Linked DNA regions of Homo sapiens: region 2 is linked to region 1. Evidence: read pairs that join two places in POLR2A ChIA-PET (ENCODE). Cell type or tissue: IMR-90. All regions are shown on one strand. Each heading gives the region's core, and the rest is flanking DNA. Links, peaks and the distances in the headings are about the cores only. Region 1 has its middle 140 kb from the start of TENM3-AS2. Region 2 overlaps TENM3 (teneurin transmembrane protein 3).

What was found. ChIA-PET counts read pairs that join two places held together with the same protein. Peaks named below come from ENCODE experiments on the same cell type or tissue, not always from the same donor. Only the 100,000 strongest peaks of a DNase experiment are listed, where the experiment ranks them.
Region 2: POLR2A ChIA-PET joins it to region 1 with 7 read pairs; 1 of 35 experiments calls an interaction of 5 or more read pairs at or near these places.

Annotation. Positions count from the first base shown.
Region 1 is chr4:181,969,072-181,974,460 of GRCh38, reverse strand. It overlaps a transcript of TENM3 not described here. Among named protein-coding and RNA genes, the nearest start is that of TENM3-AS2, 140 kb to the right of the region's middle. RefSeq lists an enhancer at 2,804-2,993. In IMR-90, for the core only: no CTCF peak of the experiment used is centred there; a DNase peak (open chromatin) is centred at 2,300.
Region 2 is chr4:182,601,761-182,607,149 of GRCh38, reverse strand. All of the region lies in intron 4 of TENM3 (teneurin transmembrane protein 3), which reads right to left. Among named protein-coding and RNA genes, the nearest start is that of DCTD, 310 kb to the left of the region's middle. In IMR-90, for the core only: no CTCF peak of the experiment used is centred there; DNase peaks (open chromatin) are centred at 1,999 and 2,769.

The DNA of each region.
Region 1 (5,389 bases), core at 69-5,068:
GAGTAGCTGGGATTACAGGCATGCACCAGCATGCCTGACTAATTTTTGTATTTTTAGTAGAGATGGGGTTTCACCATGTTGGTCAGGCTAGTCTCGGACTCCTGACCTCAAATGATCCACCCGCCTTGGCATCCCAAAGTGCTGGGATTACAGGTGTCAGCCACTGCACCTGGCCGGCATTGATTCATTTTTGCTATTTGACCATACCAGGCACTCTTGCCTTACGGCTATCATGAGAACACAGCTCATAGCTCCCAGCTGTGTGCTACCCATGCCAAGATTATGCTCCTACCCAGCCAATGACTGAGACAAGCCATTTCTTCCGCATGCAGGACTCCTTGAATGAGCAGTCTCTACTGAGTGGCTCCCCACTGGTCTGTCTGAGGCCATCTCAGAGCTGCAGTACAGTCTGAGGCTCTTGCTGACCAAGCTTCCTTCCTTCCCTCTCTCCTTTCACAGGGAGTAGGCCGGCATTATGGTTTGCAGGCTCTCCCAGCCTACCCCTGCCGGTGTCCCCTTTATTTGACATGGGCATTGCCCTCTATGTTGTTGCTGTTTTCTCCAAATGCTTCTTCTCCAGTTATCTCCTGGGATAACTCTACTTCTCCTTCAAGCCTTTGCTTAAACATCATCTTCCTAGTGAGACCTACCCTGAGCTCCATTGACTGTATTCTACTTATTTTATTCATATTTATTTTTAGCTCTAGGGCCTGGCTCTGTCACCCAGGCTGGAGTGCAGTGGCACAGTCATGGCTCAGTTCAGCTTTCAACTCCTGGGCTCAAGCAATCCTCTTGCCTCAGCTTCCTGAGTAGCTTGGATTACAGGCATGCATTACTGTGCCCAGCTAAATAGTCTTATTTATTTTTTTTCTTGTAGAGACAGGGCCTCACTATGTTTCCCAGGCTAGTCTCAAACTACTATGTTTCCCAGGCTAGTCTCAAACTCCCAGCCTCAAGCGATCCTCCTGCTTCAATCTCCCAAAGCTGGGATTGCAGGCCTGAGGCCCAGCCATTTAAAACAGCATTCCGTCTCCGTTTTCTCTGCTCTGGTTCTTTTGCTCAGGGTCCTTTTTTTCTGCTTGTCAGTTTCTAACTTGTTATAATTTACTTAGTTGTCATGCTTACTGTTTGTTTTCTATCCACCCTAGATACCAGAGGTAGAATCTTCATCCTTTGTTCACTGATGCCACCCAAGCACCTAGACCAGCGATGGCAAATTTAAAACATTTAAAAATTGATGCCTTCCAGTTGTTTGCACACATTTAGAATTTTACTGCATATGTTATAAGAGGAAGGATCTAAAAATAAATTATTATTCTTTCAATGATGTCAGGTTTTTAATTTTGATGTTGCACCATTCCTGTCAATATTATAACATATAAAAGCCCTGGCTGTCATTCTTATGGTCCATTTATAGCTTTTGATTCCAGTTTTGTCAATAAAGTGCCGCTCCACTTGGCCTATTAATGGACTAGATTCATACCTCAAGGTCTGCTTAACACCTCCACTGCAGTCAGGGATTTTTTTTTTGGCAAAACCAAGTTTTTTGTCTTGTAAAGAGCAAGTGATCAATTAATGTGTATAACAATGTGTAATGAATAGGAATCCCAATCCACAGACTCAAGTGAGCTTAGAATACTGCATTTCCTTATTTTCTGTAGATCAACTTAATCCTGAATCCAACACATGTTGTCCCTGGGATCTGGAAATTCAATCTCGGTCAAGATTGTGTGACTTACAATGGATTCAGGTGCTGAGGAGTTCCCTGCAATCACTGGGCACCAGTCAAAGATACTGCCCAGGTCATGTTGTCTCCACATGTCTCTGGTCTCTGTGACTTGGAGAATTTTTAGGGAGACTGGAGTTCATTGCTAAGAGTTCAGCCTCCCTAAAGTGTCATCTAGCCATCTTCTTTAGGATCTTTCTGGGGAACACAAACTCATATTTCAAGGTTAGCATTTTAATAAGTTATCTTGCTTCTAATAATGGAGGAATGAGTTTGAATTTTTTTTTTTTTTTTTTTTGGACAAGGAGGTCTCACTCTGTCATCCGGGTTGGAGTGCAGTGGCATGATCTGACCTTGACTTGCCTTGACTGCACTGCAGCCTTGACCTCTCTGGCTCGAGTAATCCTCCCACCTGAGCATCCCAAGTAGCTGGGACTACAGGCATGCACCACCATGCCTGGCTAATTTTTATATTTGTAGAGACGGGGCTTTATCTTGCTGCCCAGGCTTGTCTCCAACTCCTGGGCTCAAGCCATCTGCCTGCCTGATCCTCCCAAATTGCTGGGATTGCAGATGTGAGTCACCACATCTGGCCCGTTCTTTATTACAGAGAGATGTTAAGCTATTTTCTCTCTCAACTAAGTCTCTGGAAAGTAGTTTCCCATACCTTTTATCTCAATTTCCTCTGTAGCATGAAGAGAAAAAAAAAAAACTGATGCAGTTTGCTAAGTAATCTTCCTGAATGGAACCATAAGTCATATACCAATATGGTAGGAGAGACGTTGCCGATATTATTATGGTCAAATTAATTCAATTAGCTCAGACTGACATGCTTCTCAGTGGCTATGTCAACTTTCCCATCCCTGGCCAGGTGCAGTGGTGCATGACTGTAATTCCAGTGCTTTTGGGATGCCGAGGCAGGAGGATCGCTTGAGTCCAGGACTTTGAGACCAGCCTGGACAACACAGCAAAGATCCATCTCTACAAACATTTTTTAAAAATTAACAGGGCATGGTGGTGCATGCCTGTGGTCCTACGTACTAGAGAGGCTGAGGTGGGAGGATTGCTTGAGCTCAGGAATTTGAGGTTACAGTGAGCTATGATCATGCCACTGCACTCCAACCTGGGAGACAGGGTGAGACGCTGTCTCCAAAAACAAAACCAAAACCAAAACCAAATACCCAACAACTTCCCCATCCCTGGACTTTCTGTTTTATGACGAATAAGAGGGTAGAACTATATTAAGTTAGTATGTCCAAAGTCTCTTAAGCATTACTCTGCCATGAATTTTTCTAGATTTGGCTGCACCATGATTTTGGATGTGGATCATGTTTTGTTTTCCCTGCTTTTTCTCACTCTCTCCTCTTCCTCCCTCCATTTTTTGTCTGTTTCTTTCTTTAACAAATATTTTTGAGAGCCTACTACATGCCAAGCACCATGCTAGGTACAGAGTATGAAGGGGCAAACAGAACAGACCTAATTCCTGCTTGCCTGGAGCTTATTCTGTTCTTTCCAATCCCATTCCTGATTTAAAAACATTATCTGTTGTGTTGGATAATAAATGCTCATTTTGTGACGGTCTTATATATTTCCTGAATATCACTAAAAATTACCAATAATTGGACTGGGCTCAGTGGCTTAGGCCTATAATCCCAGCGCTTTGGGAGCTCGAGGCGGGAGGATCACTTGAGCCCAGGAGTTCGAGGCTGCAGTGAGCAGTGATCGCACCACTGCACTCCAGCCTGGACAATAGAGTGAGACCCCTTCTCTGAGGAAAATGAAAAATAAACCAGCCAATATTGGAACTGTAGCATGAAAAAAAGCTTAATAAAAATCTTTCCTAGTTGCATGGCACTTATTGTAGGACATGTATTTGCAGCTCACAAAAATATCATTTATTTTTATTTATTTTGAATTCCCCAGATACATGGTATGAAACAAACCCAGAATTATTCTTTTGGTCCAAGGCTTGCTGTCATACCATTGTTTGAGCCGCCAGCAGCAGAGAAGCTGAGGAATGCTGAGACAAAAATCCAAGTGGGGAGGAGATGAAGGAGAGTCCACATGGCCTCTGGAACCCTGATTAAGTGGGCCCCTGAAATAACTTTAAAATGTAGACTTTAAAAGATATATCATACGATCACATAAAGGAGGTGGTTATGAATCACTGATGGTGGAAAAATTCTCAAGGAGAGTTCTAAAAACTGCTTGATGTTAAGCAGATGCATTATCTTTCAGACTGAACCACAGGAAGTGAAAGTTTCAAGACGATAGACAAAAGAGTATTTTTTTTCTTTTATCTTGATAGTTGGGATAAAGTTTCTGTCAGAAAATCCTAAGGTCGGCAATGATAATTTTAGGTAGTTTTGAAAGCTTAATTTTACTGCTCTGTAGCCTTTTAATAATAGTGACCTAATTTGCTGTAGATCCTGACAGCGAATTCTCATTAATGATAACTCCGTTTTGCAAATATTTGGAAATTTCACGTATAGCAATTACTTATTTACATATTTTTAACCCTCATTATTATTTAAATGACTACTGGTAATTTAGTTTTATGAATCAATAAAAGTTAGAATTATGTCTAGATGAATACTATTTAGCTTTTACAATAAACAAATATTTGAGATGAAGTTGTTTTCTGAAAGCTATCAACTATAGTTCAGAGATTGGCTTTCTGAAATTATTCTAAATAGAACAAATGGGGAGCTGTCTTTGCAAGTTATTTCATAATTAAAATCAGTCATAAAGAAACTCAACTCTATTTCTCAAAGCCTTGCTTACTTGAATCTTGCTAATAAATGAAGAACACAGCTTAATTTATCTTTAATTTAAATCAGTTAACACGTTAACGAATTAAATACTGCGTTTCTTAATTGTTTCTTGTCAGGTGGTATCCAAACTTGCAAAATGTTTACGCACCTGGGTGAGATTTCTGCAAAATGAGAAATAGACCTTCTACTTTAATGTAATTACTGAAATAATAGCACCTTATTCAGTTTGGTGCTTACCAATTTATTATGTACGTTAACACGATGGATCTCAAACTCTTTGCTGTCAAACACTGATGGATGTAACTGAGAAAATGTTATTTCTGTATATTTAGGTATCCTGAACTCATTTGCATTTGTTTACATTCTAACACATTTACTTTTGTGAGAGAGACAAGACAGGTATTCCCGTTAATGCTCACAGTATGCGTTGTACCTGAAAATGTCATATGTCATGCATATTGCGGTGGCAAAAATGTTGAGAAAGACTGAGGAAACATATTCTACCACATTTTATGCTCAATATATATCAATATTCCCATTTGAAAGATGAAGGCCCAGAAACTCAGACACATTAAATCACTGACTGATGTCGCAACATAGAAAAAGAGGTTAAATCAGAATTTTCCAGCTGGCTAACTGTAACATCTTTAAAGGTTCAAAGTGTTTTTCAGAGTTGTTATAAAACATGAATGACTTTAGTAATTTTAAATAATCAAGGGCAAGCTTCCAAGTGATTATCAATGAACACCAGTGTTAGTCAACATTTGTAACGTGTTTGGCAGTGGAACAATACGCCTAATTGGATTTTCTGGATCCTGTAAATTTTCATCACTTGTTTTGAAGCTTAAAAATTAACAAGCTAATGCTAACTTTTAAAAAGGAAATTATG
Region 2 (5,389 bases), core at 291-5,290, 630 kb before region 1:
TTAAAAACATTTACGGAACACCTAGCATGTGCCACGTGCTCCACTTACTTTATTTCATTTCACACTTATAAATCATTTTGAGTAGGTATTATTATTGCATTGGAAACTGACTTCACATTTAAATATGTGACCTCACATTTAAATAGTTAGTGAAAATGGTGGATGCAGGATTACAAACCAGGTCTCTAAAGCATATGCTTTTCTCATGACGCTAAACTGTGATTTGTATCCCTACTATATCCACCAGGTTTTAATTAGAATATATATCAATACTGACTCCTGAGAATGACCTTCATTTGAGAGCTGCTATTGGTCTAGAACCTTCTTTCACATTTTAATTATTGGCGTGACGCCCACTAAACAATCAAGTTGAGGCTACAGCATTACAAGTGGTTAATAATAATCTCACATTAAAAAATAGGGCTTTTACTCTCACTTATCTTAATAACCATCTTTGAAACTTTATCTCAAACTTTCCTAGAATGAAGCCTCTACTTCAGCCTGAGAGAATGGTTTTGGAAACCCAAACTGTAATGCTGCTGGAGACACAGAGATGTTTATTCTTTGAGTAAATTCAGGACCATATTTTATATACGCTACCTTTTTTTTTTTTTTTTTTTTTTTTTGAGACAGAGTCTCCCTCTGTCGCCCAGGCTGGAGTGCAGTGGTGAGATCTTGGCTCACTGCAACCACTGCCTCCCGGGTTCAAGAGATTCTCTCACCTCAGCCTGCCAAGTAGCTGAGATTACAGGTGCCCACCACCCCGCCTGGCTAATTTTTGTATTTTTCGTAGAGACGGGGTTTCACCATGTTGGCCAGGCTGGTCTCAAACTCCTGACCTCAGGTGATCCACCCGCCTCGGCCTCCCAAAGTGCTGGGATTACAGGCGTGAGCCACCACGCCCGGCCTGCTACCTCTTGTTCTCTTGATATTGTGATAAGTGTTCTCTTGAAACTCTGAGAAGAAAATTAAGACAAATATTTTAAGTATTATTTTAGGAGCTACATATTTTGGAGGCCAATAGAAGCTTTTTCTGCGAAGGGGGTCAATAAAAGTTTAAATATTTGCTCTAAGTTAGCAATAGAAACTATTAGAAATGTTCAAGTCTGGAGCCTTACCTGCATTCAACCTGCCTTTCTCGTTTGATTTCTTATTCTTATTTATCTAAGGCATAAGAAAATTTGGACTTAAAATTAACTTTACTCTTGGAAATAAAACTTAGTGTGGTAATCACACGTCCCTCTTTGCCTGGTACAGCTATCAGTTTATGCTGCAATTCCAGGGTAACTGTTGATATGGCCCCTTCTCACTCTGCAAGTGTCCTGGCTTTAGTAATGAACTATATGGTCACCACAGAGCTTAGGCACTGAATTAAGCTTACAATAGCTTCCTCAATTATCCTCCTCTCTCTGAGACAAAGGTTTTTTTAGCCAGGGCTTGAAATAGGCCTTAAATATTAACAGCACACAGCAAATTCTTGAACTTTATATCTCCCTCTTCATGTTTCTTCCCATTCTCACAAATAAACAATATCCCTTCCTAGTCCTCTTAAGAAATACTAAGTTATAAAAGGTGCCATATTTTAAGAGACTTAGAATCCAAGTGATTTTTTACTATTCATTAGTATATAATTTAAGTTGACTTTCCCTTTTTTTTTTTTTTTTAAATAAATGATGATGGTGAAACTTTAAGAATTTCCTACCATTGGCCCAGGTCCAATTTTGAAATTTTTGTTAAGTAACCTTAGGTTCTTCATTTTTGGACCTCTTTTCCATATTCAGTAATATTCCTTTTCCCCACAGGTACCCTGTGTCTCCCCAAGCTGTCTTTAACAAAAGCATATGGCATCAGCATCAGTCAGTCAACCTTAGTCATCGAGCTACCTTCCCAGGCATATTTTACTTGAAGTTGTATCTTTAATTACGGAGGATTCCACTACTTACTACCTCACTAATGGTAGTTTATTAGTTATCAGTAAGTGGGTGGAGGTTAATTCTTCAGCTGGGAAAGGTTTCCTCTGGGGCAGGAAAGCTACCCCATATAGGATGCAGACACACGTCAGCAAGGCTGACTCAGACCCGGTGTGTGTATGACTGTTTTTACCTTCCCTACAACCATTTTAAAGAAGATAAAAAGAGAAAAAAGTATCATATCTTAGTTTAGTAAACAATATCTCTGTTTAGGTATTCTGTTTTTTTAACGACGTTAACAATTGATCTCACATTAATGCGGCTCAAGACATCTCAATATTGAAATAAAAAATGCACTAATAAAGAGGCAATTTAATATGCAATTTCATACATTAATAATTAGCAAAGCATTACTGAACTAGAAGGTAAAAAGCTATGGGAACATAACTAATGAACTATCCATGCCAAAGTAGGCTTCATAATAAAACAAGACTTTAATAAATCTTTTATTAAATGGCTACAAATGAACCGTTTTGTTAACATCTAATAGGTAACTACTAAGCTGTTTAATTCACGTATATAAATGAGGAACTTGCAGGCAATTAACTTTACAGTTGCTGAAGGACAAGGCTTCTCAATGAGAGTTACTGTACCATACCTTTAAGTGCTGCTGCTGTACTGGGCCAATTCTAAGCGTTTGCTCAGCTGCTCTGTATTCTTGTAGCAGCTATTATTACATACTGAAGCAGCTGAAGTATAAAATAAACAAAGGGCAAGCTATAGGCTCTCCAATGCCCTAAAAGTGAATAATCCAAAGTATAACAAATAGTGAGCTCAAAGAAAAGGAATTTTCAGGAAAATTGTAAGCAAGCACTTGGTATTATACATAGGGACCGATTGTTAATAGGAAATGATGACATAATAAGGAGATGCTTATGAACTGCAAAGGCATTTTTGGATCTCAGTGTGACTCTAGGAGATCTGAAAGTCACTGGAGATTATAGACCAGAAGTATTCTATTCACTGAGTGGGAATGTACAGTACACAGTCACATTGATTGTCTCCAGCAGGAGCAAATGTTAAATTCATTAGAGAAAGGAAATAAACATTTTTATGGAAGCAAGAAACTGCCTGGTGAAAAAGAATGCTTTTGAATAAATCAAAATGATAGCTATACTGAAACATATAGGACAAAGTAGAAAATCCTTTTATGCCTTTTCCAGCAATTCACATAAACTGTAAGTCTACAAATCACTGAGATTTTCAAGGGTTATTACATGCCATTTTGTAACCAATTACTATCAATTTGTGCTGAAAAGAGAAAAGGGGGAGGAACTAAGAGAAAAATATAGAGATTCTTATTTATTCGTAACTGAATTTTAAACTTCATAGCTTATAACCTTTAAGTGGCAGTTTCAGAAAAAGTGAGAATTAGCAAAATCGGTGTGTGTGTGTATATATATATATATATATAAATAATTGCCAAAGATGAAACAATACACTAGATTAAAAAATAGTTAAAGGCAGACACAAGTCTGGATAAAGTTGTTAATATAGCTGAAACTGAGTCTGAGAATCATACTCAATAGGGAACCTTAACTAAAAGAAGGAAAAATCAATGATAAATAAGACTGGTTCTTCACCTCCAGAGTTCCAACCAAGTGAGACTATTAAAGAAACCACAGTAGTACTGTGTCGGTACAGTGTGAGATTTTCACATCACTGCTTAGCTTCACTCACTGAGTACTGCAAGTTGAAATATCATTTCTTTTGATTAGCGACACTGTAAGATGTGAACTTTGGATAACGAGAAAACAACAAAACTATACTGCAGATTAAAATTTGTTAGTGTAACAACAAATTTTTAGATTAATTATTCTGTATATTTATTAGTGAGATCATATCAGCGGTTGATTTCCTCCCTGAAACTCATAAAACTGTATAATATTAATTCCATTGATGATTCATTAATGGCATTACTTTGAAATGGAAGAAAATCTCAGTAACTACTCACCATGGGAGTGATTTCTTATATGGTCTGAATATAGAGAAACCAGCTACAATTTCACATATGGCTACAGTGGATTTTCTTCTAACCAACTACTTTCTTTCTTTAAAGTCTCATCAATCAAAATTTCCAGTGCAATAAGACGAATAACAAGAACGCATCTTACTCTTCTCAAAATTATTCCAAATTCACTGGAAGACATGGTTTCACGGAATGCTAACTCTCCTACTGACAGTTTTTGAGGCTTTTGTGTTTTATAACATCACTAAAATTAAACACGTTTCTGAGGATTTAATTTGACATATTTCATAAATATTTGTCAAAACAATTATTGTCAACTACAATGTAATATCCATATTCAATCTGATGACTCAACTGGAAAATTACTTTTTTCCTAATAAATTTTTTCCAAATGACAATAGTGAATCGGTGTTGATTAGCTGTTCAGTGTGTGCTAATTAATTACACTGGGTAAATTTACGTCTGTGCTAATAACCTCAGGAAAAAAAAATCCGTATACATGACTGTGTCTTAAGTGAAGAGAAATCTGCTGTTTGCCTATTTTTCCTGTTCTTTCTCTTCCTAATTTCTCCCAGAAGAATGTTCAATAATACAAAATAAACAATAAAACTCAACTACTCGTGGCTGATATGGATAAAAAGATAAGAGTTCTTTAGAACCTTGTTCTTAGGTCAAGAGTAAAAGAAAACACAGAAAGACTTTCATTGTTGACAACTAACTGTGGGGACCTCCTGCTAGCTCATCCTCAAGGCAGAATGGGTTGAGACCATATACCTAATGGTGAGAAATAGCAATGTATTCATTGTGAGACACTTTGTTCACCCAGAAGCTAATTTAAATCCTAATGTTAACCGGAAGCTCTAGGGCAGGACATTTTGGGGGACAGTCTCTCAAGGCGTCAAGAGCTCTCTATTTTCTGGCTTTTCTATGGTGATAACTCTTTTTCTCCAAGCCTAACGGAAACCCTGGGGCAGAGAAGAAATAAAGAATAAGAGGAATGTTGGGGGAACCTCCCCGCAAAGCTGCCAACAGAAGACCAATAAGGTAAGACACCACTGTTGGTTGTGCAATACATAATTACAAGGAGACAGTGACTGTTACGCTCCTGTCCAAAGAAAGAAGGCGAAATTTTATATGCCAGGAGATCCTGAATAATGAAATGGATTAGCTCAAAACAGCTTTCGCTGATCATACTTTTGTATGAGCAGTTTACCACTTGTCAGCCAGCCTTTGCGAGAAGTCCTAACTTTGAACCTTAATGAAACACTATGCTATGTGTACAGAGAAGGACCATTAAACTGCTGAAGCCTCTAGAAGACTGAGAAGCTCATGGGCCATCATGTATGAATCAGGGCAAAATTGTTTTGTATAGTTGCAGACTACTAGTTGTACGGTTACAGTCAGAGGATGGAAGTTTCAGGGATGGAGATTTCAGTTCATTGTAGGGAAA